Regions from separate parts of the Homo sapiens genome. Here region 2 is linked to region 1. The links are chromatin loops, found by intact Hi-C in ENCODE. Cell type or tissue: Caco-2. All regions are shown on one strand. Each heading gives the region's core, and the rest is flanking DNA. Links, peaks and the distances in the headings are about the cores only. Region 1 overlaps PLEKHM3 (pleckstrin homology domain containing M3). Region 2 overlaps PLEKHM3 (pleckstrin homology domain containing M3).

Region 1 (16,333 bases), core at 2,965-10,964:
GTCCAATGGGAACGTAATCACTTTATTCCAGTCAGAGAACTCTCCTCATTGTTCCCCAAATAAACACAGCATGCTTACTCCACCCTCCATATATTCACATGTATTACCTCTCCTTACACAGCACCCTCTTCTCTGCTCTTTACTTCAACAAATCTTGCCCAAGATTACTGGTTGCCTACAATGCCCTTTTCAGATCTAAGAAAGTCCATGACTCTGTGAGCGCTGTCTTGGTACTGTCAGCGAACCTGGTAATAATCATAGCCCTTCCATAGGGAAGCCATTCGTTTTCTTTAGATAGGAAGAACTACCTTCTACTGAGTATGTAAATTCCATCACAATCATCCCCAAGGACAAAATCCTGGCAGATCCAGAACAGGTCATCAAGAATACACAAACAGCATCATTAATCTGACATTTCTGGTCTACAGCTTTCATTTTAGAAATCCTTCCATGTGGCCCATTTTATGGTTGGGTGCCAAGAACTATATGGATCAAAGAGATCTCGCACTAAGCCTATTTCATGAAGTGGGGCAAAAATGAATTACTCTTTCAGTACTACTACAATTACTACTACAACTACGACAACTACTACTAGTACTAATAATATAATGATCAGTGTTGTAACCCTTTCCATTACAAGGAGGTCAAATACATTTACTTAACGAACTACCAACCTAAGAAGATTCTGATTCACATGAACTCCATGAATGAAAGTATCACAAGACTCAACAGAACTTTCATTTTCATCACAAATACAATGGCATCAGTAATTAAGCAGTTTCCCAGTGCATCCTCTAGAAAGAGAATTAGATCTCATTGTTTTTAAATACATGAGAAATGGGAAGAAGATAAGTAAATATATTAGTATTAGGCTTCCAGAGCTTGATCCAGTTCCTTTCTAGAATGGCTATTTCTTTACTATTGAGCAGCAAAAAAAAAATCATAACAAGCTCCTGTTCTTCAGACTGGCTAAGGAATGAGAAATGTGTGAAAGATGAGTTAGAACCAACACACATGTAGCTCCTGATTGACAAAGGACATCTTGCCACAGTCACAGGGCTGTCTGCGAATGTTGGAATGCTGTTCACTGCACTCACTGACTGCATTACTCATTTGGCATTTAGCGCGTGCCTCTTTAAATTATCATGCCTTTTTATGGGCTTGTCCAACCAGGACCACACTAGAAACTCCTCAGATCTTTTTTTTTTTTTTTTTTTTTTTTGAGACAGAGTCTCACTCTGTTGTCCAAGCTGGAGTGCAGTGGCACCATCTCAGCTCACTGCAAACTCCACCTTCCGGGTTCAAGCGATTCTCCTGCCTCAGCCTCCCGAGTAGCTGGGACTACAGGCACGTGCCACCATGCCCAGCTAATTGTTGTATTTTCTATTTTTTTTGTTTTTTTTTTTTTTTGAGATGGAGTCTTGCTCTGTCACCCAGGCTGGAGTGCGGTGGCGCGATTTCGGCTCGCTGCAACCTCCGCGTCCCGCGCTCATGCCATTCTCCTGCCTCAGCCTCCCGAGGAGCTGGGACTACAGACGCCCGCCACCACGCCCGGCTAATTTTTTGTATTTTTAGTAGAGACGGGGTTTCACCACGTTAGCCAGGATGGTCTCGATCTCCTGACCTCGTGATCCGCCCGCCTCGGCCTCCCAAAGTGCTGGGATAACAGGCGTGAGCCACCGCGCCTGGCCAAATTTTTGTATTTTCAGTAGAGACGGGGCTTCGCTATGTTGGCCAGGCTGGTTTTGAACTCCTGACCTCGTGATCCGCCTGCCTTGGACTCCCAAAGTGCTAGGATTACAGGTGTGAGCCACCATGCCCGGTCCAGATCTTTTTTTTATCCTCAGCACTTAATACAGAGCTTTACAAATAGCAGACAATCAATAAATATTTATGTTAAAGGGATGATAAACTGAGTACTATCTGGCACATGTACACTCACATAAACTGTATATATATACAGAAATTTTAATTTTCCGTAGTGATTCCAAAACTGATCCTCTTAACCTGATCACCTGCTTCTGAAAACAGCCTTTCATTAATATCGCTGTTAAAATATGTTGCCCATTCTAAGAACTATATATTACCCATGTTCACATAGGAACCATGGAACTGGCTAGGCATAGTAGCTCACACTTGTAATCCTAGCACTTTGGGAGGCCAAGGCCGGTGGATTGCTTGAGCCCAGGAGTTTGAGACCAGCCTGAGCAACATGGTGAAACCCCATCTCTACAAAAAAATTAGTGAGGTGTGGTGGCATGGGCCTGTAATCCCAGCTACTGGAAGGCTGAGGTGGGAGGAGCACTTGAACCTAGGAGGTCAAGGCTGCAGTGAGCTGTGATCATGCCACTGCACTCCAGCCTGAGTGATAGAGGAAGGCTCTGTCTCAAAAGAAAAAAATTTTTTAAAAAGAAAGAAAGAATGAACTGTGGAACAGAGTTCAGTGGAACTTAATATATCCTAGACAGTGGGATACTGCTATTTCCAAAAATTAGTAGACAAATTGACTGAACACTAAAATGACACTGAGTAGAATCCAATCCTTCCTAATGACTTAAAAGGTGACCATGATATTGCAGAAATTCAGGATCATCATTATAGTTTAAATTCTCACCAAAGAACACTAAAAAAAATTTTTTTTGATATAACAGACATCAGTAAGCATTTGCTGGATATTTATATATTCCCTAGTAGGCACTACTGGATTTATCTGTCTATAATTTTAATGAGCTTATTCTAATTTTCTGGATGCAACACACATAGGCAATATTAACATACACAAACATGCATTTTAAGAAAGCCTATAGCCTAAGAATGTTCACATCAACCGGGCACACAGATCCAAAGCTCACCATGCTGGGGGATCAACTCAGTTAACTAACTGAGTTAAACATCCTCGCAACTATGTACAGGTCTCCAGGCTCATAAAAGACAGAGATGAGAGAACATGGATAGGGTCCATTCAGGTTTTAGTTTGGACAAAAGCAGCAGCACATAAACACCTACCTTTAGTCCTTGGGTGTCTTTACTTTCATACTTTATTTAGAACCAGGCTATCCTACTCCTGGTGCTGAAATCACCCTAATGACCCAGAAGTAGGTTTGAACCTGTCTGCATGCTCAGAACTACTTTAGGCACATGGTATACAGACCGTCACTAGTCTAAAGGCAGGAAGCCTGAGTCTGTTCTTGCCTAGGCACCACTGTGACCCTGACCATCAAATTATCTAGGCCTTGCTTCCTCACCACAAAATAAACGTGTTAGCTTTAATTGGTGAATTGCCAAATTTGAGTGAGCAATGGAATTTTCTGCAGACGTTTGTGAGAAATATGGACCCTTCTTCCCACTGAGATGATTTTGACTCTGTAGATCTTGGGTAGGGACCAGAAATCTGCATTTCTAATGAAATGAGCATCCTCCCCCTCCCATCCTATCCCCAACCCACACGCGGGACGTTGACGGGTAAAAGCTGAGGATTGCTCCCTGATTTCTAGGTGACCTCCAAGGTCCCTCGAGCTCTAAAATTCTGCTTCTATTCAACAAAAGTGCAGAGGGGGTGCAGACTGCTCAGTGAAAAGCTCAGAATTTGTCACACAGTTTACCCTCTAGGCTTCAAAAAAATCAATATTTTAGGTACTTAGTCAATTTCTAAAAAACTGGCTATGTAGAAACAACCTGACTTCATTTTACCAGTGTTTTTCCAGAGCATTCTTGTCTCCACTGGGAGTATCCTATTCACTTTAAAAAGAATGAAAACGTTTAACCCCCAAATCCAAAGTATTTGTATTTGAAAGAACACAGAATGGTTGGAAAAGAAGATTAGAGGCTAGTTAGTGGCCTGATGTAGATTCATTTTCTAAAAAACAACACATGCCATTTATTTGAAGAAGGAAACACGAGTTTTTTCAATTAACTGCAAGATTTCCTTTACTATCAGAGTAGCAAATCATGGACTAAAAATGTCTGAAACAATTCCCCATAAAAATACACAATCTGGGATTTTACTTTATCATTGTGGGGTTTTTAACAGGGAAAATTTTTTCTTAATAATCACTGTTACAAAAAACCATTTTTTTAGAGAGTGTCAAAGCTGGACTCTGAAAAGCGACATTATGGGAAGAAAAATAGAGCTGTAAAGTAGAGACAAAAAATAATTAATTGAAATAACTAATTAGGGCTTATTTACATATTATATTTTTATGTACTTTCAAACAGACTTTTCAGCAATGTTTCTAAATTAAAGGGCATTTGTAGTAAAGAACACTCCACATGTTGGATCAAAGCAAATACATTCTTCCCAGACTCTTTTTGAAACTTTTCAGAGTGTATTCAATTCATAGGAACAAAAAACTATCTCACCAGAGAACCCACTGGCCTTTTTTTTATTATTGCTTCCCACTCCACTTCAAATCTTTAATGAACACATGCTCTGAAGAGCTTAGCCTCCCCTCTGATACACTCTTGGAAACAAATGTCACCATTTAACCAAAATCCTATTTGCTGCACGTACAGTCCATTTCCCAAATGGCCTTTCACTAAATACACCCAAAAGAATCTGTTGCTGGGGGTTGTGCAGAATTTTGGCATACTTCTCCACAAAAGCACCATCTTTCTTCTAACAAGTGTACCTAGTTAACTCAACTGGCTGCAGTTGTTGTTACTGAAGCTGCGATCTTGAGGAAGAGCCAGCCACTTTCTCTCTACTTTACGACTATTACCTTCAGTTCTCCTTTCCCTGACCAGCAGTTGGAAAACTCATGGGCTAAGAGGGAAGAATGAGAAAGCTGTGGCTGGATCCAACTGAATCTCTCTCACTAAGGAAGGACCTCATACAGTGCTAAGTGTGGTCAGTTATGCCACCCACTTTCCATCTCTTAAAGTAAGCTTTTACCTAATTCAGTAAGGTAAATCCAGTCTTTTGCATTTAGAAGGTAGAAACGCTCTAGGAAAAGAACAAGGGCAAATAAAAAAGAAAAGAAGGTGCCTTTGTAAAAGGAAGGAAAAGAGATAAAGAGGGTGAGAAGACACATTGTCGTTTTCTCTGTAAAAATAGAAAAAAATATCTGGCGAGTTTCACATCCTCTTTTATTTTATGCACTAAGTAGGGAGAGATGTCCACAGGAATGAGCAAGGGGACTTCCCTGTCCCTCCTTCCATCCCTCCATTTTCCTGGCTGGGGACAGTGAGCTGCAGTAAGCACTGTGTAAAATGTTGCTTGAAGGCCTAGACTTTGATCATATGCTCTTCAGACCAGATTTCCCAAAATGAAGAAAAATAGACATGCAGGTTCAAGGACTTGCTATTTTACAAGGATTAGGGGTTAAAGTCATAAATAACTTAGCTTTCCTAGCTTATAGTCTCTAACCATTGGCTCATTAAGTAGTGAAATTTTGAACCTGTACTTTAAAAAATAAGGTATTACATTTGGTATACAATTCAAAGTCCTCCCTGGGATTAGCACAAAGTTGGGCACAGTGTTTAAAGAAAGGATTATTTGACACAGGGCACAAGCAATTTTTGCAATGTAGCTTTGAGGTCCATTAAAGGAAGTAGAGGCAAAGCAAACCTGGGCCCCATATTTGCATCCTCCACTGTCAGAGGGAACAGAGCTGAAATTTGAGACTGACCACACATATGTAGTCTGAAGTTAACATGGTGAAACTGAAGCTATAGAATTCTACATAACTGTAAAGTAGAAAGGGGGTAAAGAGTGAGGGACACTGAGAAACATCTACTCAAAAATCAGTGATCCAATACTTTTTGCATCCCAAGCATCCAAGTTATTCTGTCTTTGGGACAAGGTGGTGACCCATAAAGTAGGAGCTATCTGTTTAGCCATAAATCAATTAAGACATTAAACATTTGGATGGAGAATCAGGCACATGCCATTAAGTATACGTTCTGTCGGTTACAAAGCAAATAGTATCCACAGCATCTCAAATAAAACTAAAGGAACAATAGGGGAAATCCGGAAAAAATCAATTGCGTGCCACGTGTAATTGCTAATGCGGATAGTATGGCATGCAGCTGATAGTCTTTGGGTTGAGTTCATGGACTTTAGACTGCAACACTTCAAAATTATTTTCTCCATAAGCCTTTAAGTCCCTTCATAGTGAATTCTCTTCCCAGGAGTTGAAAACTTCACAGTTGGGAGGAAATACACATGCTCAAATACAATCCTGAAATGTACTGATGGTTGTTTCCAAAGCTACACAAAAATTCATTTCTGTTCATCAGAATTTTTTTTTTCTGATGGGCTTCGTTTTATGTTCATCTACAAATTTTATAGCAGTGAGAGATTATATATGAGAAATTGTCATTCCTTGTTGGCTGAAACTGACTCATAAATTTCCGCTGCACAAGCCGGGTGTGGTGGCTCATGCCTATAATCCTTTGGGAGGCTGAGGTGGACAGATCTCTTGGGGTCAGGAGTTTGAGACCAGCCTAGCCAACATGGTGAAACCTCTACTAAAAACAGCATGGTGAAACCCCTACTAAAAACACAAAAATTAGCTGGGTGTGATGGCACATGCCTGTAATCCCAGCTACATGCCTGTAATCCCTGCTTTTCCTGGGGCAGGAGAATTGCTGGAACCTGGGAGGCAGAGGCTGCAGTGAGCTGAGATTGTGCCACTGTACTCCAGCCTGGGCCACAAAGCAAGACTCTGTCTACAAAAAAAAAAAAAAAAGAATAAAGTTCCACTGCACAGAGAGCTGACATGTTAAAAACCATGTTCCTACCATGGGTGACACACATTTAGGTTAACTTCAGCTGGCACTTGTAGAATGGACTACTGCTATAGCTAGGACAGCTCTGTCCTTAAGAATCTCATAGAAGTAAGTAACTCCTCCTAGACACACTGAATGTACCTAACCAAAGAATTTCCAGCCAGGCACTGGTGGCTCACACCTGTAATCCCAGTACTTTTGGAGACCAAGATGGGAGGATTGCTTGTGGCCAGGAGTTCGAGGTTATAGAGAGCTATGATCGCACCATGGCACTCCAGCTTGGGCAATAGAGTGAGGCCCCATTTTTTCCAAAAATTTCTAAAAAATTAGCCAGGTGTGGTGGTCTGCACCTGCAATCCCAGCTACTTTGGAGGCTGAGGCAGGAGAATACCTTGAGCCCAGGAGTTCGAGGGTTCAATGAGCTATTATTGTACCACTGCACACCAACCTAAGTGACAGAACGAGACCCTGTCTCTAAAAACCCTGTCAACACAACAATATGGCAAATATTATGTTTGTAAAGTATTAGTACTGTGCTGAGACACAGTGAATGTTCAATACACATTATATCTAGAGAGAGAGACAAGAACAGACAGATGCATGAAACAGAGATCAAAACCAACAGACATAAACTGTCCAAGACAGAGGCCATCTATGACGTATAATCATGTATTAGTAGATTATACTTGCAGAACTAAGGCAACCAAAAAAATAAAATCAATTCAGATTAGAAACTCCAATCTGAATACTAATTGGTTTAAAATGTAAAGCAATTCTATAAGCTATTAAGAGTTATTTGGGTTTTCCCCCTCTGAATATTTAAATAGCTAAGTCAGCTTTGACATGTAGGACCTACGTTGTGTTAACAGTGCTAGAGGTACTATATTTAAATAAGAAATGAAGTGAAAATCACATGTCAAGTAATTACTGCTGACTGAAAATATAAACTTGCTAAACTCTACAATGTTTATTTAATCTCATGGAATGTTGTTATTAAGATTATAAATCGTGTGAAATAAATTAATAAATACCAAGTAGATTCCAACTCAAGTTGAGAAGTGTCAAGATTTATTGGTCTTTCAGGTAAACAATGATTGAGAACCTAAAGTCAATATTTAGTCAAAATTTATCTTGAAAGGCAATAAATCTTGATTTTTGCTAAAGCACGTAAGTAAATATGTACACCATTTTAGAGAATCTGACTGCTTTCTATGAAATATCTACCCCAAAAGTTGTAAGTATAATGATCTGTAATACAGATTTTCACTTCCGAAGACATGACTTGAGTTGTTGAGTTACTTTTAATTTTTCTTAGGATAAGATGCTTCAATAGTGCTTTTATTGGTGTAAGATAAGTTTAATATTAATAATAAAATCTTACAAATTCAGCTTCTAGTATATTGAAATCAGTCTAAACTTAGTATTTTTTTCATCCTGTTTTTTTCCTAACAGTCTATGACTAGACTTTCTCATTTACTTCTATGTTCTTTCCCCAAAGTCTTTCAAGAAAATGGTAAGCAATTTAAAAATAAAAATAAATAAATAAGAACTAAGCAAATGGATAAACACATTATAAGCAAACACCTTATGTAAGACAGGCTTACTATAAGCCAGGCACTGTCATAACTACTTTACATACACACAAACGAACATATGTAAATACATGTGTATGTCTCTGTTCATTTAATCCTCATACCAATTCTATGAGGTAGGTATTATGCCCATTTTACAGAATAAGAAACTGAGGCAGAAGATGAAAAAGTAATTCTGTCCACTGTTGTACAGCTGCTTAAAAGGCAGAGCCTAATAAAAGTGGCAATGTGGCATTTTCAGGTAGTTATCTCCTTTTGTAAGACATTAGAAAAACTGTCCCCTGCAGATGACAAAACAAGGACAAAAACTATGAATCAATTTACATAAAAGAACATAATTTAGCTCATCAATGAATATAGCCTGGGACATCACAGGCATTAGCATCACCTCTGAAGATGAAGGGTGAGGGGAAGAAGAATACAAATCTATAAAGTAAACAGCAGAAGATAAGAGATGAGGAAAGGAGGAAGCAATCACTATTGTGGAGATCGAGGAAGGCTGTGTCGACACAGGGGCATTTGAGCTGGGTCTTGAAGAAGAGAAGAGATTTTGGAAAAGGAACGTTCATTCATAAAGGCTCAAGTCAGAAAAATGGAAGCACCTTTGGAAACACTGGATATTCTAGTTGTCTGAGGCTCATTGTAAATAGAGGAGTATGAAGAAAAGAGCTTGGAATGATAAAGTGAAGCTAGAACATAAGAATCCTGAGTGCTCAGAGTGAGAAGTCCTAATTAATAAGATATAGCACTTTGGGAGGCTAAGGCAGGCAGATCACGAGGTCAGGAGTTTGAGACCAGCCTGGCCAACATGGTGAAACCCCATCTATACTACAAATACACACAAAAAAAAATTAGCCGGGCGTGGTGGTGGGTGCCTGTAGTCCCAGCTGCTTGGGAGGCTGAGGCAGGAGAATCACCTGAACCCAGGAGGCGGAGGTTGCAGTGAGCCAAGATTGAACCATTGCACTCCAGCTTGGGCAACGGTATGAGACTCCATCTCAAAAAAAATAAAAAAAGATATAGGAACAACCAGAGTTTGAAGCAGAGTAGCAAAGTAAACTTAAAAAAAAAATTTTTTTTTTTAAATTTTGGAGACAAGGTTTTACTCTGTCACCCAGCCTGGAGTACAGTAGTACAATCATGGCTCATTGCAGCCTCAACCCCCTGGGCTCAAGTGATCCTCCCACCTCAGCCTCCTGGGTATCAAAGGTTACAGGTGCATGCCACCACACCTGGCTGATTAAAATTTTTTTTTTTTTTTTTTTTTTTTTTTTGCAGAGACCCAGGGGTCTTGCTATGTTGTGCAAGGCTGGTGTTGAACTCCTTTCCTTAAGCTATCCTCCCGCCCTGGCCTCCCAAAGTGCTGGAATTACAGGCATGAGCTACCATGCCCAGCTGCAATGTACGCTTTGAAAAGATTAATTAGCAAGAAAAGCTGGAAGGGGAGGGAACTAGTTGATAAGTTACTGCACCAGTTTGACTTGATTAGGTGGTGGTCTTGGAAACAGGAAGAAAGAAAGAGAAGGAGATAGCATGGGGACAAAATGCAGATGATCTGGCAACTGACAGACGTTGGGGGCATGCAAAGGGACTGTTAAAGATGCTCATGATGTTTCAAGCCTGTGACTCATGTGAGAAATCCATCAATTAGAAGGAGCAGGTGGTTTGGGGGAGAAAATGCTATTTGAAGCATTTAATCCAAAAAACATAGTTCAAAAAATTTGAGCTACCAGATCTACTGATGCTTAAAGCTCAGGTGATTAAGAATAATCCCCCTTATTGTAAAAATCAGTTTGAATTGTATATTCTGTTAGTTGCTACTGAAAGCATTTGATATACTTGATATCAAATGATGGTTGGTGAAGGTCCTATTTTTATAACCTACTACTTTCACTTAAATTTACGTAAGATGCAGAGGTCTTAGATTATAAAACATTATGTGGTGGCTGGGCGCGGTGGCTCACGCCTGTAATCCCAGCACTTTGGGAGGCCGAGGCGGGTGGATCATTAGATCAGGAGTTCAAGACCAGCCTGGCCAACATGGCAAAACTTTGTCTCTACTAAAAATACTAAAAATTAGTTGGGTGTGGTGGCAGGAGCCTGTAATCTCAGCTGTTTGGGAGGCTGAGGCAGGAGAATTGCTTGAACCCAGGAGACGGAGGTTGCAGTGAGCCAAGAATGTGCCATTGCACTCCAGCCTAGGTGACAGAGCGAGACTCTGTCTCAAAAAACAAAACAAAAAAAAAGTATGTGGTATGAAATAATCAACATCTATTTCAGCAGAAGACATTAATTAATTTATAAAGAAGTGAGAAAAAGCTAGATGAAGAAAAGAAGACATCATTGTAGGCCTTGACCTTTGGTAGCACAGCGATTCTCAACCAAGGGAGATTGTTGTCCCAACAGGGGATATTTGTAATGTCTGCAGACATTTTTGGTAGGATGGGTGGGTAAGCTACTGATATCTTAAGGATGAAGGCAAGGAACATTGCTAACCATCCTACAATGCACAAGACATCCCTCCACAACAAAGAGGTATCTGGCCTAATATGTCAATAACGCCACTGTTGGAAAAACCCTATGACAACAGAAAGACAGGAGGGCAAAATAAGAGATGAATATGCTGATCTTACTTAATCACTTTTCTCTGCTAGCAATGGATATACCATCTATTACGGGAAGGAGGAAAAGCCCTTTCACCAGTTCTACTTTCTTACCTTAAAAAATTATTTATGCTGGTAGGTTAAATTAGTGTCATGAAAAAGAGGCACCATCATCTACTAGACTACCTGCTAGTAACATCTGCTCCAAGCTTGGCTCTTTTCTTCACAAATTAATCTTGGTGAAACACTGCTCACCAAGAACTCTTACTTGAAAAACAAGTGCATAAACAGGGCTCAGCTGAGCTGATGATTTCAGACATGAAAGCTGGTAGTGGTGGATGGAAAGAATGCTTCTTGTCATAGTTGACCTCCCTCTTTCTCTATCAGTTCTATTTTCAACATGGGGCTACCAGGATTCTCTATATATTCTCCTGCAATCTCAGACAGGAAAGGAAGGTCAATCTCACCATCCTTGAAACAAGACAAATGCTGGGCTGGGCTACTTGAAGCACTGAGAGCTTCAGGGGAAGATGTCTAATTAAATAAACTCTTGACTGGATGTGGTGGCTCACGCCTATAATCCCAGCACTTTGGGAGGCCGAGGTGGGCGGACCACCTAAGGTCCGGAGTTCGACAGCAGCCTGACCAACATGATGAAATCCCGTCTCTACTAAAAATACAAAAATTAGCCAGGCATGGTGGCACACGCCTATAATCCCAGCCACTTGGGAGGCTGAGGCAGGAAAATCGTTTGAGCCCATGAGGCAGAGGCTGCAGTGAGCTGAGATTGCACCACTGCACTTCAGCCTGGGCAACAGAGTGAGTGAGACTCCATCTCAAAAATAATAATAATAATAATAAAATAAAATAAACTATCTTACTGGAATGTTTCTCTGAACCAGTGCCAAGCCATATTAGAACCCGAGACAAAAGGAGAAATCAGGAATTCTAATCCTGTCTCTAGTTAAGCTTTTATATTTTGTTCATCATGGACTTTTTACATTAATTTTGATTTTTAAAGAATATCATATTAACATATTTTTAAAATCTTTATTACAAAGGGTTTTTCAGCACTTCCTTAAATTCTGTACCCAAAGCACATGCCTCTCTCACCTTACCCTAGTCCCAGTCCTGTTCTGAACACTTTTGCCTCACAGAGAATCCAATGTATGCTGCACTTAACATTTTCTACAGTGATTTCCCCTGGTATTTAGCATTATATTAAACCACTACTAACTCTCTTTTTGTGATTCCCCAGTTACATCTCTCTTTTATGATTGCTTCAAAAGGCCAAGAACCTCCTATTGGCTTAGAGGTTCAGATTATTTTGGGGGGTTACCTGAAAAGCAACCTGTCTTTTCTTACTGTTTCTGGAACTAACATTTTCTCCCAGCTTGGATTTATTTAGAAGTCGCTTCTTACATCAGTCTCCTCCACTCTGTAGCTTCTATCACATACAGTGTCCTACCAGGGTCCCCTCTGACTTCTCTTTCATGCCACTCCCCATTCCTAATGCCTGCTTCTCTTTCCTCATATTTTAGGAGAGTCTCATCTCTTTGAACTTTACAGTATCCTGAAAACAAAACCTGTCCTCTCCTTTGCTAAAACCTCCTAAAAAACCCTGACAGCATTTCTTAGAGTAATTCTACTTGAGCCATTTTGGTAATGATAACAATTTGATAAAATTAAAGTCATAAGAGTGGATCCGAGTAGTGCTAGGAACAGTCTCAAAGTGAAAAAGATTACTTTCATCAGCTTCCTTTAAATCCATGCTTGAATTTCTTCGTTTTCACCCCAACCAAATTATTTATGTTGTACAAGATTTAGGGACTGTCTTGGTGTATTTTCTCTTCCTTTATTCTTTTCCCTTTCACCTTCTTTCCAGGCTTTTCTATCTTTTTAGAAGCACATGTTTGTGACTACCTCCAAAGCTAATCTTTTAACTATACATTTAGTATTTGCAATAAGCTATTTGTATCAGGTTATTTAGACTTACTAGGTAAGACACAAGTGGAAAACTCCTATTATCTGGAACTCCTGCTTCTGGGGAATTCCCTAGAGTGATATTCCTAGCTTCTCTCCCCATCCCTTATCCAGCCCTCCTCACAGATGGGGGAAATTAGGTATCTGACTGCTGAGTTAAGAAGAAGGACCCGGGCATGCTCAGCTTGGCCTTCAGGAAGCAGGTTTCTGTCTGCTATGATAAGAGGACATGATGGCCTTCAGGAAGCAGATTTCTGTCTGCTGTGGTAAGAGGACATCATGGCCTTCAGGAAGCAGGTTTCTGTCTGCTGTGATAAGAGGACATCACAGCCTTCAGGAAGCAGGTTTCTGTCTGCTGTGGTAAGAGGACATCATGCCCTTCAGGACTCCAGCTGTGGCCAGGTGAGTAAGTCCATCTAATTTAGGGGTCCACTCTATAATAATAAATGTGATCTGGAAGCAATATATGTGATATTTTAATCCCCATCTTCCTGCCTCTTGGCATAAGAAAGAAGAGGTATTATTCATTTATTAACCCTGTAAAACTCCTGCAAGGATGGTGGCCCACACAGACAGCATCTAATAATGGGAGTGGAGAGGAAAGGGAAAGGCACTCAGATGCATGTTGGTGGGTGACATTATTGAGAGATGAAGATCACACAGGAGAGTCGGGCTAAAGGGGCTGCCTGGAAACCTTTAGCATTATCAGGAAACTTTTACTCAAGTTAAAACTCCCTAGCCTAACAATGGATGAGAAACATCATTTTCCCAAAGGTTTTCCATCCATTATGAGGCCATAAGACGACTTCTCTTTATCTAAGAGATCATTTGGGGAGCCTCCCTGTAGTTTCTGGGGGAAAAAATTGCAGTGATGTACTAATTACTGAATTAGGATATGTCACTTTTGGTTCAACTGATATTTTCTAACATTTGAATTGTACATAGTCAAGACAGTTTAATCTTCCCTCAAAATAGTGTTGAAGAGGCTGACCCACAAGACTGTGAAAAGGCTGGCTCGGGGCCATATAATAAATCAGTGGCAGGACTATAAACAGAAGACCAAGCTCTTGTGCTCCTAATTTATTACTTATCCCACTGAGTGTGGATGCCTCCCAGCCACCACATCATGTGTGTCTATTATTTTGTCTGGTCTGGGGCTCAAGAAAAACATCTTTATTGATGAAGATGGAGAAGGAGACCAAGACTCAAACTAAGTCAATCCTCTGTGTCAGAGGTACAAGTCTGCTGATTTAAAAGAGAAGCAATTTTCAGCAAAGTTTTTGGTTCAGCCCTACATGATTTACTTCCTTTATAGAAAAAATATGGGTAAGGCACAGTCCTTGGTACACTGATATATACCTAGTTAGAATGTGATTTTTCAATCTTTTGGAAATTGATACAAACCCATATGTCTTAGGTTTTAGAATCCTAGTTTCCTTCTGGAAGTGGTATATGGTAAGTACGACATTTTTTTTCAGTTAAAGGTAATAAATAAAATCAATTCTGTGGTTGCTTTTATATCCATTTAAGAAAGAAACACCTTCTATTTTTAGCCAAGATTTAAGAAGGATATCTGGGTTAGATAGTGGAGATCACAGAGTCACTGAGTGTGCTTGCCCATCGTCCCACCACTCTGAGTTGCGGCTCTGAGAGGGCTGCAGACAAGCTGAGCAGTCCAGAGCTGGTCAGTTTCTCGTCTGCTTGGTCCCAGAAGCACCCAAAAAGATATCACCAGAAATCTCCCTTCCCCAGGTGGATGCTGTCAGTGTTGGAAGTAGCTGACTGGAAATGAGGGAACAGGGCAAGTAGGCCAAAGCTTCCTCATTCTGTGGGGGGAAATTACACACATCATTCATCCTCCTTTCATCCAGGTTCCATTTTTGCTGTGGAAATGTCCATTCAATGTCCTGGGCTACTGTATAACAATTTGTCTAGTCTTTGTCCCTGATCTCTGGCAGGGAGCTTCTAAAACCCTTGGAATTTCCCCAAGTGATATGAATATCTTTGTTATTCACGAGCCCCTAAGATCACACCTGAGTTTATGCTAATGGTGAGTCATAGTGGGCCACTAAATAGCCTCAGAATGGGGGGTGGTCAACAGAAAGACCAACCACATGATTAGAGGGTTGGGACTTTGAGCCAGCCTGACCTCCAGGAAGGGGAAGGAGGCTGGATATTAAGTTCAGTTGCATGGCCAATGATTCAATCCATCATACCTACATAATGAAGCCCCAGTAAAAACTCAGGACACTGAAGCTCAGAGGAGCTTCCTCATTGATGATCATAACAATTTGATGGGAAGGTGATGCAGCCTGATTCCACAGACAGAGGGCACAGAAGTGCTGCATTTATGGCCCTCCCACACCTTACCTTCTAGTCTCTTCATTTGGCTGTTCCTGGTTTTTATCGTTTATAATAAAACTGCAATTGTATGTATAGCATTTTCCTGAGTTCTATGAGTTGTTCTAACAAATTATCAAACCTGAGGCGGGGTAGGAACCCTCAAATTTGTAGCCAGTCAGTCACTGTGCAGGTGGCCTGGGAACCCCCTGAACTTGCACTGGCATCTGAAGTGGGAGCAGTCTTGTAGAGGGCTGAGCCTTTAATTTGTGAGGTCTGTGCTAATTCCGGGTGGTCAGTGACAGAACTGTATTGCAGTATCTAATTGGAGTTGAAACAGATTATGTGCAAATAAACCGTGCAAATAAACTGACAGTGCAGTGCCCAGAGCAGGGGATTGTACCTTATATCTGAGGAACCCAGTCCTGCAGAGAGGGTATTATGGTTAAGTAAGTTAGGAAATGTTGTATACTTTTCTCTCACATTAGTAGAATAAAGGCTCTAAGAGGTCCTATAGTCAAAAATTAAAAAAAAAAAAAAAAAGACGTGCCCGGAAACTTGCAAGATTATAATTGGTTTGCTAAATAGGGAACATGTTAACTGTATCTACAGATGACTCCAACCTTGGATTCCTAGAAAAGATGGTGAAAGTAGGAAACCTAATGGTGGGTGTTGGGATGGCAGTTCAAGCATTACAGTGGAGAGAATCTGATAGGTCCTAAGTCAGTGTGCCGGGATGGAGAGGGTGTTTTTGAGAAAGTAACATTTACGTTAGTGGCCTGAAGAATGAGCTGGGGGTCGTGCTGGGGATGGCAATACTCTGAGGAAGCAACTGCATATGCAAAGGCTCTAAGGTGGGTGAGCAGAAAGTGGTGCATCTGAGGAACAGAAGAAAGCCAGTGTGGCTGGAACAGTGTGTAAGGGAGAAAGTGGCAAGAAGGCCAGAGTTGAAACTGAGGAGGTGGGCAGGGTCATTAAGGATGCTGGTCTTCATTCCAAAAGAAGTGGGAAGACACTGAAGAATTGTAAAGAGAAGACTATCAGGGGTCAATCTGAATTTTAATAAGATCACGCTTGCTGCAGTTG
Region 2 (16,333 bases), core at 3,526-11,525, 60 kb after region 1:
GGGAATAAGATCAGCATGTGGGTGCAGTGTGGCTTGCCTCAGTACAAAACTGGAAATCAGGAGCTAATTAGAACTGTGTTCTAAATCTGGCTCAACCACTCACTTGCTGGGTGGCCTCTGGCAAACCATTTAACCTCTGCATGCCTTACTCAGCTACCTGTATCCCATAGAGTTGCTAACATCGAATTGCTTTGCGTGTGGATCATTCACTAGGTAGCTGCTCCAACATGCCTTTACAAATGTAAACTGCTACATAATTATGGAGCACTCCATTGGACCTCACCCATTCAACAACCAAGTGTTCCTCATCTCTTCCTGGAAAGATCTGTCAGTCCAACAAAGGCAAAGTCAGCAACGAACTATTTATAATACACTGCTTTTCAGCCAAACTCAGTGACCTATAGACATTTTATCTTATATTTGTATAGAATGCCCTTTCTGTAAGAAGGGGTATTTCCCCTATTTAATAGATTGAGAAATTGAGGAAATAAAAGAGCTCAACCCAAAGAATCCTATGCATGCATCAAAACGAATCAGTGTATCGCTATTTCCTAACTAAGAAATCTGTTTTTTACATGCTCGTTAGGCAAGGCTAATTAACAGGATGAATACAGTAGTTCTCCCACACAGAGACAGAAGCACTTATGAGTAATAATTCTACCCTGACTCACACAGAGATGCTGTGTCCTCCTGAGCTGGACGGTAAAAGCGCTGACTTCCTCCCTCTTAGCTAAGTGACTTAGAATATTATGAGTGCTGAAGGTGTCTGGGGCCATATCATTTTAGAAGCAGCTGGACTGGGAAGAAAACTGCAATGGCAAAGACACCTAGGACAACTTATGTCTATCAATTTTCAAAAATAAGAGCCAAGGGTGATTACAAGGATGGTCCACATTGAGGGCGTTCACATCACCTTGGTTGAAGGTTGTGGCCGACTGAGAATTTTCTAAGAGTTACATAATGTGAAGGACACACCACAAGAGGATCTGCCCCTAGTAAAATGGCCTTTCTGGACCACGAGGCTACATGGTGACGTAAGGATGTGGATGGAGCACAGGCATGCCGCAAGCAGCTAGTAAGGAAATGGTGCCAGGGTGGACCTCATAAAAAGAGCTCAGAGGCCTATCAGATGAAACAGACAGCTAGAAACACAGATGGAATCCCATTTTCATAGGTTTGAAGCAAACATTAAATTGCTACATTTTATCTAAGTTTAAATGAAAGAGAAGACTATTGCCACATACATAAAGAGCATACCATTAAAAAAATAATTTGGGCTGGAGGTGGTGGCTCACACCTATAATCCCAGCACTTTGGGAGGCTGAGGCAGGAGGATAACTTGAGGCCAGGAGTTCAAGACCAGCCTAGGCAACATAGTGAGACCCTTTCTCTACAAACAAAAAATTAAAAATAGGCCGGGCGCAGTGGCTCATGCCTGTAATCCCAGCACTTTGGGAGGCCAAGGCGGGTGGATCACAAGGTCAGGAGATGGAGACCATCCTGGCTAACATGGTGAAACCTCATCTACTAAAAATACAAAAAATTAGCTGAGCATGGTGGCGGGTACCTGTAGTCCCAGCTACTCGGGAGGCTGAGGCAGGAGAATGGCGTGAACCCGGGAGGCGGAGCTTGCAGTGAGCCAAGATTGCACCACTGCACTCCAGCCTGGGCGACAGAGTGAGACTGTATCTCAAAAATAAATAAATAAATAAAACTAAAAATAAAAAATTAGTCAGGTGTGGTGGCATGTGCCTGTAGTCCCAGCTATTCAGGGGGCTAAGGCAAGAGGATCCCTTGAGCCCAGGAGTTCAAGGTCGTAGTAAGCTGTGATTGAACTACTGCGCTCCAGCCTGGGGGACAGAGTGAGACCCTGTCTCAAAATAAATAAATAAATAAAAATAATTTATATAATTTTTTTCCAGTTCTAAAAGTAATAAATACTTGTAGAAACTCTGGTAAATAGTGACAGATATGGAAAAGAAAATAAAAATCAGTCATGATCTCATAACTCAGTGAAAATAAATAGGTGTACTTTTATCCAATATTTAATTGGAATCAAAACTATATACACAGTTTGGGCACACTGTTTGTTTAAATGTATGCTCCAAAAAAATCAAATACCAGTAAATACTAACCTTGCCAAAAAAAAAAAAAAAAAAAAAAAACAGACAAAAAAAAATGTCCCAGGGAGTGCTGTGCCTACTTATACCTTACAACCTGACACAAGACCCCACTCAATTGAACTTCTCTTCTATAGCCACCAAGGGACCTCCTTGTTACACAGCCATTAGTGTTTCCCAAAGTCCTTAAATTCCTTGTGCTGTTAACCAGCCCCTCCTTAAAAGTTTCCTCCCAGGGTTTTGTGGGTACCACATTCACTGAAGTTTTCTTCTCATTTCTACCCACTTAGTCTCCATCTTCTTCCTTCCCTTCCTGGTCAAATAGGGGTGTTGTCTGAGCTCTCTTCTCTGGCTAGAGCTACATGATGTTCTCCTTAAATCAAGTTATCCACACGTGCAACTCCAATAACTTCTTCTATATTCACGCTGTTCAAATTTCTACCTTCAGTCTCAATCTCAGAATTGACTTCTGGTCCTATGTTCCCAGCTATTTGTAAGACATTTCTACCTGGCTTACTAAGCTCCATTTGTCTAAAATTACACTCAGTTATTTATTCAGTAAGTATTTGCTGAGTGCCTACTATGGGGGGGACACTGTTCTGGGCACCAGGGAAACCCTTCGACGAAGCTCCCATTGACAACAAGGTTCAACTCTTTAACCTGACATTCTAGGCCTTTCACAATCTTGGGCTAGTTTGCCATTCCAACTTTCTACTTCAATTCACACACTCTTTACCTCCAAACTGAATGCTATTGCTTTTCCAGTTATTTCAGGAAAGGCTTGCAGTTATCTCTGAAATACCCTCTTCCCACCTCAACCTACTGAAATTCTATTCTTCAAGGCCCAGCTCAAATGCCACCTCTTCCGCAAGCTTTTTTGGGTCCCTGATCCTAAAATGGTCTGTTCTTTCTTTAAACTGCCACTGAATATCTTTGGTACCTCCCCCACAACATATACTATATGCTGCATGTTCCTTCTCAAATGACGATGACAATAATTACAGGTTATCAAAAGCCTATTTTGTGCCAGGTATGTCGCTTGGTATTTCATATCTCTAAGCCCCAAAATGTACAATGTGAGTACTATTACCCTCATTTTACGAATGAGGAAGCTCAATGATATCAAGTAACTTACCTGATATCAAGTAACACGCCTACCTACTGGACTTAGAGGAACTTGAAAGCAGCAATTCTGCCCTCTTCCATTTGTGTAACTCTCACTGGGCCTAGAACTGTGGTTAGTACACAGTGGGTACTCAGTAAGCATTTGCCAAATGAATAACTGAATAAACAGTATATTTTCAAGCCACTGACATCTGTAAGTATATATACCACTCTAGTTTCCTGGCAAAATTATATTTGAATTCCTTATAGGCTCATTTCAGTAAAATTTGACATACTTTCCGAAACGTTATGTTGACTCAAGCTTTTACATTTTTTTCTTGGTAGAAAAGTCTTCCTAACTATTAAAACCTGGGTTTAAAAAATAATATGGCAAAGATCAGGTAGCAAAAACCTCACTCAGACCTTTTATAGAAACCAAAGCACCTATGCATTACTTAGGAATTGTCCTGTGAACCACTACACTATCAGCAACTTGGCTGGGTTCATTTTCCAATGACTTAGAGCTCAAGCTCTTTACAACACCAGTAATGAGATGTTCCCTTTGAAGTAGTCCCAACAATCCATTTAAAGCATTTTTCAGTACATCTCTGCACATGTTTATTGTTTGCCACCTGCAAAATCATTGAGACATTTGCTGCCTCAGAAACCTAACTAAATATAAGCATGGCACTTTAAATCTCAGATTGCTTTGCGACTGAAGGCAGCAGTGTTACTGCACCTTTATGTGAAATTGGAAAACCAAAATGGCCCATTTTCATAAAACCACCAGAGATCCAATATGTCTTGCTCTTAGAAACAAAGCAGGAAGACACAAACTTCAGTTACGAAATGTCTAAAAATGCAGACTTGATGTTTTCCATCTCCCTTTGCCTCCATGGCAGAGAACACTGACTAGAAAACAAACAAAAGAACCACTTGAATTAGCTTTATCTTGGGACTGAGAGGAAGAAGGCAAAAACTTCCATGATAAAAACTTTATCAGCCTCCAACTGCAACAGGAGTCACAGGTGAGGTGCAAGTAGGTTCCATCAGGGCCAAGCCAGCTAGTGTGGCTGACTGCAACAGTGAATGTAACAAGGAAGTACAGTGAGACCAAATATGCAAGATACCCAGAAAGGGCTGGGGAAGTAGACTTAAAGATGTCATCAGTTTATATAACTATTTAGAATCTTCTACTTGAGCCTGAGTAATAGAGGCTGTGTTTCTAAATTCAATACAGGACTGTGTTTATCTAATTATCTCACAAAACTAAAACTGAGTTAATCTCAGGAAAAAATCACTTGGTTTTTACAGAAAATAATCATTTTTCACATGCATGGTTTAGAATAAAGTTTAAAGTGCTTGATAACAAATGGCCAATACATATATGAAAAAATGCTCAACATCACTAATGATCAGGGAAATGCAAACCAAAACCACAATGTGATACCACCTTACTCCTGCAAGAATGGCCATAATCAAAAAAAAAAAAAAAAAAACAAAATAGATGTTGGCGTGGATGTGGTGAAAAGGGAACACTTCTACACTGCTGGTGGGAATGTAAGATAGTACAGCCACCATGGAAAATAGTGTGGCGATTCCTTTAAGAACTAAAAGTAGAACTACCATTTGACCCAGCAATCCCACTACTAGGTATCTACCCAAAGGAAAAGAAGTCATTATACGAAAAAGACACTTGCACATGCATGTTTATCGTAGCACAATTTGCAGCTGCGAAAATGTGGAACCAACCCAAATGCTCATCAATCAACGAATAGAAAGAAACTGTGAGATATATATATCTATACATCATATAGATATATATGATGCACTACTACTCAGCCATAAAAAGGAATCAATTAATGGCATTTACAGCAACCTGGATGGGATTGGAGACTACTATTCTAAGTGAAGTAACTCAGGAATGAAAAACCAAACATCGTATGTTCTCACTCACAAATGGGAGCTAAGCTATGAGGATTCAAAGGCATAAGAATGAGAAAATAGACTTTGGGGACTTAGGGGGACAGGGTGGGGAGGGGGTGAGGAATAAAAGACTACAAATCGGGTTCAGTGTATACTGCCTGGGGGATGGTTGCACCAAAATCTCACAAGTCACCACTAAAGAACTTAGTAACTAAATACCTCCTGTTCCCCACAAACCTATGGAATAAAAAAAATTTTTAAGTGCTCTGATAAACTTTTTTTTTTTTTTTTTTTTTTTTTTTTTGAGACGGAGCTTCACTCTTGTTGCCCAGGCTAGAGTGCAATGGTGTGATCTCGGCTCACGGCAACCTCTGCCTCCTAGGTTCAAGTGACTCTCCTGCTCAGCCTCCTGAGTAACTGGGATTACAGGTGTCCGCCACCAGGCCTGGCTAATCTTTTGTATTTTTAGTAGAGATGGGGTTTCATCATATTGGCCAGGCTGGTCTCGAACTCTGATAAACTTCTTTATTTTATTTATTTATTGTTTTTGAGACGGAGTCTCGCTCTGTCGCCCAGGCTGGAGTCCAGTGGCACGATCTCAGCTCACTGCAAACTCTGCCTCCCGGGTTCACACCATTCTCCTGCCTCAGCCTCCCGAGTAGCTGGGACTACAGGTGCCCGCCACCACGCCCGGCTAATTTTTTTGTATTTTTTAGTAGAGACGGGGTTTCACCGTGTTAGCCAGGATGGTTTCCATCTCCTGAGCTCATGATCCGCCTGCCTGATAAACTTCTTAATAAATACTTGTAGTAACCTCAAAAAAGAGAGGTGAGTAAAGTAATGGGACTATTTTAAAGATGATGAAAGAGAACCCATGATTCATTTATTGTCAATTGTAGTTCCCAAAGAAAAGAAAACGAAGTTCCTCAAATCCTTGTCTAATTACTGAGTACTTTGGGCCACCCAAGTTCAATTACCTTTTAAATCACCTTAAATCATACAGGGGCCCTGATGTTAGTAGAAGGACCATAAACAAGGAGTGAGTAGGCTGAATCCAACCCCTCAGCCACTCAGACTAAGTATTGAGTTTGTTCAGTGTGAGAGAAGTGTGGCAATGGGAAGAACATAAATTTATGACACCAGGAAAGGGTCATGTCCCCACACTGCCTTCTGAGCTAACTGACATCCAGCAAGTCAGGCTGACTCAGGGCCTCTGTGCCCTTCTTATCTGCAAATGGAAGTCCTGCCAATGCCTGCTCCCATCTACCTGAGAAAGCAGAGAAGCACAAATGTGGACAAAGTATGTGAAAGTTCTTTACAAACTCTAAAACAATTACTACTTCTATTAGAAGTTAGCTGATTTCTAATCACATAACCATTTATCCTCAACAAGCATTTATAGAGGACGGACCAAGTACCCAAACACTATGTGAGATATTAGACACAAAACACAGCTCCTGCTCTTGAAGAGCTAAATAGCTAGTGGAAAGTAAGACACAAAACCAAATATAAAAAGCACTTCAACAGAAGTATACAAAGGTGTTATACAAGCATAAATAAGGAATCATTACTAATTAAGGGACAATAAAGAATTTTAAGTAACAGAACACAATTAAATGACAATGATAGGTATACAGAGATTACTTCAGTCGAAAGAAATCAAAAACAAAGGAAACAAAAACATACAACAAAACCAATCATTCCTGCTCCAGCAATCATGCTGTGGGCCAGGCATGGTGGCTCATGCCTATAATCCCAGCACTTTGGGAGGTCGAGGCAGGCAGATCACGAGGTCAGGAGTTTGAGATCAGCCTGGCCAACATAGCGAAACCCCATCTCTACTAAAAATATAAAAATTAGCCAGGCATGGTGGCGCGTGCCTGTAGTCCCAGTTACTGAGGAGGCTGAGGCAGGAGAATTGCTTAAACCCAGGAGGCGGAGGTTGTGGTGAGCCGAGATCACACCACTGCACTCCCGCCTGGGCAACAGAGCAAGACTCCATCTCAAAAAGAAAAAAAAAAAAAGAAATCATGCTGCTTCTTGCATGAAGCTGTCAGCCTACAATAACAGCCTCAAAGGTTCCACCAGAGAGTGAGCACTATGTGAACTAACAACCACACATGGAAGGCAAGAATGCAAAGGCCTTCTTCACAAGCTGTTCAAGTCTTTCTGACCCACAGACACATTCCTGTCCAACAGAAGGCCTTTGCTGGGTGGTGAGGATGTCATGGGAAATTAATAATTCCCTCACTTCCTGTTGACTTTAACTCTTTTGGTCATTGCAACTCACCAGCAGAAGGGAGAATACTTAAAACTTTAACCTTCAAAACAACAACCGGCTTATGGCTTAGCACACTCTCACAAACCAGTTTCTATGGGCATTCAGAGTAAATGTATGAGAGAAGTAATTAGTTGATTTATTTTCTGTCTCTGCTGAACTTGAACCTGCTAAAAAGTGAGCCTAGGTCTTTGTTAACTGGCATCCCGAGAGTATGAGACCAGTGATAAGATCTAAGCAAAAAGGTGACTCACCTCTTGTTTGAAAGGGCAGACATACTCAGCAGTGATGGGCTGCATCTATGACCTCTCCCTCCCTTTTGGACTTAATCTGTGACAACAACCTTGGCTACCAATCAGCCTCTTAACCAATTTAGTCAGGAAACAAGCAAGGCTGGCAAAGGCAGACAAAACACTGTCTCTGACCCTCAAAGATAAGCACAAGATAAGGCAAAATAACAGAATGAGTCTTTGTCATTTAACTATACACAAATTGAAGGACAGAAGAATCTCTGCCCATCACACAGGACAGAAGAAAAGCTTATAAGGTATGAAGGATAAGAATAGTAGGAACTGGCCGTGTGCAGTGGCTCATGCCTGTAATCCCAGCACTTTGGAGGCCGAGGCGGGCAGATCACCTGAGGTCAGGAGTTTGGGACCAGCCTGGCCAACATGGTGAAACCCCGTCTCTACTAAAAATACAAAAGTTAGCTGGCCGTGGTGGCAGGCGCCTGTAATCCTAGCTACTCGGGAGGCTGAGGCAGGAGAATCACTTGAACTTGGGAGGCAGAGGTTGCAGTGGGCTAAGATTGCGCCACTGCACTCTGGCCTGGGCCACAGAGTCAGACTCCATCTCAAAAAACAAAAAAGAGTAGTAAGAACTATGTTTTCATCCCCCTAATCTGGGTTTACATTAAAACAGTTTCTGAATTTCTTTTATTATGGACTATTACCATTAGCATGGCATAGATTTTTATCAAACAATGCCTGAACATTCTGGAGTTGAATTCTGGGGCTCTGACTGATCCATACTTCTCGGATTGTTTTGCTCTGACATTAGGATGATAGGCATATGATAGCTGGGACTCAAATAGTTGAATCAGGCACTGCTACGGCTATGCTAATCTCTTTAAACATGTCCTGCAGAGGACACCTTCAATGTGGATGGACACATTTTAAAGGTAGAATGATATATTTGATAAAATGTTTAAAAACAAAATATAGTTCTTATAAGTTCTAATCTAAGACCAAGATTAAAAAGTTATAGCTAATATTTATTGCATACTTACTAAAGTACTTACTACTTAACGTATGTTAAGCCTTTTACTGCATTATGTTGTTAAATCCTCACAACCACCCTATTAGAGAGCTGCTATTATTACTACTTTACAGACAAGGAAACTGAGATTTAAAAAGATGAAGTTACTTATCTAGGGAAATATGGTCAGTGAGTAGAAACAAGACTCTAAGATACACACACAGCCCCATAAGACAATTCAAAGCAAATTAATTACCCTGGGATAATATGGCTAAAATTTTAGTACATGAACATGGTGCTTCAAATTTTAGTGTCAAACACCAGCAACTTTATTATTTATTTCAAAATCTGTTTGTTAATCCCATGACCCAGAGAGTTAATTGCTAAATATCATATTTACACCCAGGGAAGTAGTTTATAGTTAATTTACAAAAAAAAATCACCTCTATAATACTTCTGTGTTATTATTATAAGTTCTCTACGGGAATGGTAGAAGACAGGTTCCTGAACAAACACAGTAAAAAGTTGTTCTCTAACTAAATAGCTAACCTCAATTGTCTTAGTGACCTTGGACACATTACTTGGAATGTTTGCAAGAGTATAATAACTGTGACTTCATTTAGGTGAAACAAGTGCTTCTGCAAATGTTTACATAGTCCTAATTGCCCAAGCCTTTTACTAGTGTTTCCCTGCAACATCATTTTTTATTTAGCCAATAAATAGAAACACTTGTAAAAATGTTTACTTAAAACAACCTGCAAACAAATGTTTCTGTCAAAAGAATTAAAAGAAATATTTCAAATTAGATGTTACAATCGATAATTCAAACATATTTTGATGATTAAGGCATATTGAAATAAATCGCTGGCCAGGCACGGTGGCTCATGCCCGTAATCCCAGCACTTTGGGAGGCCGAGGCAGGTGGATCACCTGAGGTGAGGAGTTCGAGACCAGCCTGGCCAAAATGGAGAAACCCTGTCTCTATTAAAAATACAAAAATTAGCTGGTTGTGGTGGTGGGTGCCTGTAATCGCAGCTACTCGGGAGGCTGAGGCAGGAGAATCTCTTGAAACCAGGAGGCAGAGGTTGCAGTGAGCCGAGATTGCACCATTGCACTCCAGCCTGGGCGACAGAGAGAGACTCCATCTCAAATAAATAAATACATAAATAAATAAAATAAACTGCCTCCTTCTAAAACTAACTTGACTTTTGTTGGGGGGACGGGCAAATATCAATGTATGTAGGGTTCAAACAAAATAACAAAATTGAGCCACAACCTTCAGTCTTGTTTCTATAATCTACTAAAAGATGATATGCTGGCTAGGTGTGGTGGTTCACACCTATAATCCCAGCACTTTGGGGGGAGATGGTGGCAGGTGGATCTCCTGAGCTCAGGAGTTTGAGATCAGCCTGGGGAACAGGGTGAAACCCTGTCTCTACCCAAAATACAAAACACTAGCCAGTCATGGTGGCGCATGGCTGTGGTCCCAGCTACTCAGGAGGCTGAGGTGGGAGAACTGCTGGAGCCTTGGGAGGCAGAGATTGCAGTGAGCCGAGACCGAGCCACTGTACTCCAACCTGGGTGACAGAGTGAGACTTTGTCTCAAAAAAAAAAAAAAAAAAAATACACACACACACACACACACACACACCCTGGTTTCATATTACCATACTACCATGAAAATACAGAGACCATAGCTAACCTTTCAGCGTGAGGCAACCACTTTTGAACCACAATATTTGGAATTAGCCAATCCGGGTCTCAATTTTCTATGTATCATTATGAGAAGTGTGATTTTTGACAAGCAACTTGAATCTGAATTTCAGTTACTCCGTATCCATGGGGGACTGGTTCCAGGATCCCCTCAGATACTAAAATCCACAGATGCTCAAGTCCCTCATATAAAATTATGCAATATTTGCATATAACCTACGCACATCCTCCTGTAAGTCATCTCTAGGTTACTTACAATATCTATTACAGTGCCTACACATCCTCTCATTTGGTGGAGTCAATGTAGTATTCAGCATTTAGCAAACTCAAGTTTTGCCTTTTGGAACTCTGTGGAATTTTTTTTTCCTAATATTTTTGATCCATGGTTGGTTGAATCTGCTGATGTGGATCCCACAGATGTAGAGGGCCAACTGTAATTGTCTGTGATGTGAGGAAAATAAGGATAACTGTCTCACCTTTTTTGGAGTGCAAATCAAATAACATAATGTAGTGTTTTATGAACTCCAAAGCAGTGTACAGGATGCCCACTGGTGTCTGATACCAACAAAAAGGTCACCACATTCTCTTTGATCTCCATTATAAACCAACGAACTGGTGGAGGGAGTGGCGACAGAGTTTAGGAAGCTTTGAAATAAGGTTTTAATCTACTCAAGGTTCCTCCAGCATTTTCAAGGCAGTAAGAGTTTGCTGTGCATCAGCTTTTCTGGTGGTCTTGGAAAGGAGGGATTCAGTGGCGCAAGTGTTGCATAAAAATTCAAACGGAATATCTCTTCTCAAAAAAGTAAAAAATGAATAAAATCCATCTTTGCCACCCAAGTTCCCCCACAGCTAGGATACTTTCCCCTTCCTCTCTTTTTTCTTGTAAGTTTCTTGAAGAAACTTGTTCTTTATGCTTTCTGACTCCATTTCTCATTGCCCATTCATTCTCCCCTCAAGAAGCAGTCTGATTCTGCCCCAGCTGAAACTTCACAGGAAAAGGTCACCAGTGATTTTCTTTTTGCTAAACCCTAAAGACTTTTCACTCAGCATCTGACCTAACCACACAGCAGTATTTGACCTACTGAACACCCACTCTTTCCACTGCTCTCATGAATTCACAGATGCTCTCTCCTGGTATTTCTCCTTCAACTCTGGAGGCTCCTCCCACTACCCTCTATGGGTTCCCCTTCCTATGCCCATATCGTAAATGTGGGTATTCCTGTTTTGCCCATAACCCTCTTATCTAGTTTCTCTTCTGCCCTCCCCAAGTGATCTTCTCCATCCTGTGGCTTTAGCTGCAATCCACGTGGCAGACAAGAAACATATTACTCTCCGGCTGGGCGCAGTGGTTCACGCCTGTAATCCCAGCACTTTGGGAGGCCAAGGCGGGTGGATCACAAGGTCAAGAGATCGAGACAATCCTGGCCAACATGGTGAAACCCCATCTCTACCAAAAATACAAAAATTAGCTGGGAGTAGTGGCATGTGCCTGTAGTCCCAGCTACTCCAGAGGCTGAGGCAGGAGAATTGTTTGAACCTGGGAGGCGGAAGTTGCAGTGAGCCAAGATCATGCCACTGAACTCTGACCTGGCAACAGAGCAAGACTCTGTCTCAAAAAAAAAAAAAGAAAAGAAAAGAAAAAAAAAAAAAGAAACATACTACTCTCAAGCTCTATATCTGCATATGCGACAGAGAACTCATCTTGCCTCAAACCTGCCCCTCCTCCCAACATTCACCATAGAGTAAAGGACATATCCTCTGTCCCCAAAAAATAAACATCATTCTTGATCCTTCTGGCTCCCTCACCTGCAATCACTCCAAATTAGCCAGTCATATGAATTCTCATCTACAGCATTGGCCACATCTATCCATTTCTCTGTCTCCGTTGCCTTCATGCAATCACCACCATCCAGTCTTCTTCCTTTCAGTCTTACCCTCCTCTAATCCATTCACCACACTGCAACCAAAATGTTCTTTCCAAAATTAAAACCTATTGCCATTTGGATAAACTACACACATCTTAACATTACCTGAAAGAGTTTATGGCCACTTACCTTCTTGGCCTTATCTCTTTAATCTCTCTCTCTACCCCTACCCTCACCCCACACCCACTCCCACCTCAACCCCACTCTATATCTACATATAAAGAATTTATAGAGGCCAGGAGCAGTAGCTGATGCCTGTAATCCCAGCACTTTGAGCTGTGATTGTGCCACTGCATCTCACAAAAAAAAAAAAGAAAGGATTTATAGAAACTGGGACCAGGTGTGGTGGCTCACACCTGTAATCCCAGCACTTTGGGAGGTCAAGATGGGAGGACTGCTGGAGGCTAGGGGTTCAAGACCATCCTGAGCAACATAGTGAGACCCCCATCTCTACAAAAAAAAAAAATTTAAAGTTAACCAGGCATGGGGGCGTGAACCTATAGTCCTAGCTATGCAGTAGGCTGAGGTAGGAGGATCGCTTGGGCTCAGGAGTTTGAGGCTGCAGTGAGCTATGATCACACCACTGCACTCCAGCCTGGGCAACAGAACAAGACCCTGTCTGAAAACAAAACCAAACCTGGAATTTTCCACTTGCTTTCTCACCTATCCTGTTTCCTCTGCCTGGAACACTGTTTTCCACCACCATCACCCTCATCTTCTTTATCAACACTGTCCCCTCCTTACCTCCCACCCACACACACAACCTGGCTAAGTCTAATTCAGCTGTCCAGTCCTTGACGAGGAATCACATCTCTCTTGACCTCCAGGTCCATTTTGAATGGCCTCTTATATGCTCCCATAGCACCCAGATTTCCTCCATTATTATGCATCTCAAGCTATTTTTTTAACTTTATAATTTTTTACCATTTGTATAAACCATATACATCTTAACATTATCTGAAAGAGCTCTTCACAAATTTGCATGTCATCCCTGCACAGAAGCCATGCTAATCTCTGTGTTGTTCCAGTTTTAATGTATGTGCTGCCAAAGTGAGCACGCAAGTTATTTTCAAATGGCCTGTTTACTGTCTGTCTCCCTCACTAGACTGTAAGCTTCATGAAGGCATGGACTGTGCCTGTCTTGTTCATTCCTAGCTCCAAGTACTGTGCCATGGCACAAAACAAGTGCTCAATCCTTACTTGCTGAATTAACAAATTAATGAATCCCTGAACGTGGAAGAGAAGTTGTTCTGGAAATGTTATAGTGCAGGTAAAAGTGGATCAAGAGCATGTAGGAGGAGATCATTCAGCTAATTTCCTGGAGCAAAAAATCTGCTAGTTATATTTCTGATGTTTCTAACCTGCAACACATGTTTTTTGTTCTGTGACTGAAAAATCAACATTTATATAATCACACCTACAGAACACAAGGTGAAGTGGATATTTAACAATTTCCCAGTTACGTAAGTATTCACAGGTAAACTGGCTAATGCGAGACAGAAGAGCTTTAGTTTGTACTGAATTATAAACTGGTTACACTAGTCAGGAGAACTGGATAAGTAAATCTCTACCATGGTCATAAATGTGGCATATAATTGAAGGATTCTATTTGAACCACATAACTCAGATTAACAATTAATGAGTGTACGAAAACAAACAAAATGTTAATGAAAACAGCATGCCTGACATCTTAATGCAATTGCCTCCATATTTTGACTTTGGTTTTTGCTCATAACTCATACTGTCATCAAGATTAATTACTTATGGAACAAATAAAACTTTTACCTTGTCAGCAGGAAGGCAAATTATGCATGTTTTTCAATGTCTGGTATGATCCCACAGTAGCCAATGAAACAGAGCAAACATAATGCATGGAATTTATTGCTGGTGGTCATTTTTATCACGCTCTCACTCAGCACTGAGTTCTCTGAATTAATTGGCTTGCATCAGAAACTCCAAGCTAGGATGTAGTTCAGTTCCTTATGAACCAAATGCCAAATGTACTCTGAAAGGAGAACGCAAGAAGAAAAAAAAACTCCTTGCTAGATATCCCTCCAGACTTTTTATTTTAAGGGGTTAACATTTGCTGAAGCAAATCAGCCTTTGGCCAGCAACCAATGGGGCCACAGACACTCTCTGTACTTTTCTAGGGGTGTTGGAGGAGAGGGTGAGGTGAAATAGGATAGGGTGACAATGGGAAAATAAAAGTAACAGCAGCAGTAGCTTGATGCTGCTGGAAACTGACTAGAGATAAAGAATCCTAAAAAAACTGCCCAGTCTAACCTTCTCCAAGTTCCCATTAAAGTCAGGCCTTTTGAAACTAGTAATTAAATTAGCACCTGTCTATCTGCCTACTTTTTAAATATGTAAATGAATGACTTCAAGTCTTAAGCAAAGGCTATATACAAGATTAAACTGTAATAGAGTATGTCAAGTATCTCATAAATATTCAGTAAATATCAGCCTTGGATGTTTTTTAATGAAGATGTTACTGGGCTAGAACCAGCTTGGTTTTCCTAATCAGGCACCATTTTTTTCTGTAAATGGTTACATATTCTTCACAGTTGTTTTCCACTAGTATAATTAACCTGGGTCCATAGCCCAAAACCTAAATCCATCAATCTATGAGAAAACAAATACTTTTAATGAACATTCAGCCATGTGCCTCCTTTTTCTATTACTTCTATATGACATTCAGCGATCCTTCTACCATGAAGCTTTCACTTATTACCCTACTGAGAAATAAGTTTCCAACTTTATTTTCAATCTTTTCAATTATAATTTGTTTTCTATATCTTGTTTTCTTTAAAAAATCACTTTCTGCCACATAATTACATTATTTATGGATTTTATTATCTCCAGTATTTGACTGTACAATGTTTTATAGTCATTGTATTCCCCACAATGTAGAGACTTAACAGCTTTTAAAATAATGTTTATTGACTTTTGTGATTATAAATAAGTACTACATGTTCATTGCTTGTCATTTTGAAAATACGAAAGAGAATAAAAGGCAAAATAAACAATGCCTATTCACCCTCCACTGGAAAAAAGCACTGCCCCGTTGTGGCCCTTTCAGCCCTTATGTAGATTTTGTTTTTTTAAACATAGTTCAGAGCTTACTATAGATACGCATTTTTCCCCACCTAGCAATCATTGGTAACACCTTTCCACACTGCTAAACTTCTTCATTAAAAAATCCTTTTTAGTGTCTATATAACACTGTATCTATTGATGACACCATAATTTGTTCCCATTTTGGGGCATTTAGGTTATTACATATGTTTTTTCCTAAATAAAGTTATATTGAGCATCTTTGAACATTAACTTTTAAAATATTTCTGATAAATTCCTTTGGATGGACCCTAGAAGTGGAATTAACTGGGTCAAAAGGTAGGAGCATCATTGAGGCTTTTCATACATTCACCAATGAGCTGTTCGGAAAGGTTACAGCAAGTGTGCATCCCTCCTAGCATTTGCAAGTGTCTGCTGCACTGCACACTAACTGTTGAGGAGGATTTTTGAAAATTTATGTTAATTTGAGATTTGGAAAAAATGATACTTTGCTATTGTTTCAATTTTTCTTTCTGTATTAGTTTTCTATGGTTGCATAACAAATTTCTACAAACTTAAGTAGCTTAAAACAACACCTATTCATTTTCTCACAGTTCTGAAGGTCAGAAGACTGGATGGGCTTGGCTGGGTTTTCTGCTCAGAGTCTCTCACACAAGGCTGAAACCAAGGTGGTGGCCAGGCTGGGCTCTTATCTATTAATAGAAACTCAGGTAAAGAATCCAGTTATAAGCTTATTGGGATTGTTGACAGAATCTAGTTCCTTGTGGCTTATGTCAGAGGTCCCCATTTCTTTCTATGCTGGTTGTTAGCTGGGGCCACCCTCAGCAACTCTAGGCCTCCAGCACTCCTCAAGGCTGCCCAAATTCCTTCTCAACAGTTCCTCTCCACCTTCGAAGCCGCAACACAGTATGTTGAGTCCTTCCCCTACTTTAAGT

What was found. A loop is a pair of places that touch in the nucleus more often than their neighbours do. Peaks named below come from ENCODE experiments on the same cell type or tissue, not always from the same donor. Only the 100,000 strongest peaks of a DNase experiment are listed, where the experiment ranks them.
Region 2: it touches region 1 in a loop (7-fold over the local background); 2 of 110 quality-filtered maps call a loop at or near these places.

What each region holds. Positions count from the first base shown.
Region 1 is chr2:207,947,152-207,963,484 of GRCh38, forward strand. The region is part of intron 3 of PLEKHM3 (pleckstrin homology domain containing M3); the gene reads right to left. Among named protein-coding and RNA genes, the nearest start is that of PLEKHM3, 70 kb to the right of the region's middle. In Caco-2, for the core only: no CTCF peak of the experiment used is centred there; DNase peaks (open chromatin) are centred at 5,980 and 6,390.
Region 2 is chr2:208,006,361-208,022,693 of GRCh38, forward strand. The region is part of intron 1 of PLEKHM3 (pleckstrin homology domain containing M3); the gene reads right to left. It also overlaps the pseudogene RNU6-360P. Among named protein-coding and RNA genes, the nearest start is that of PLEKHM3, 11 kb to the right of the region's middle. In Caco-2, for the core only: no CTCF peak of the experiment used is centred there; a DNase peak (open chromatin) is centred at 7,721.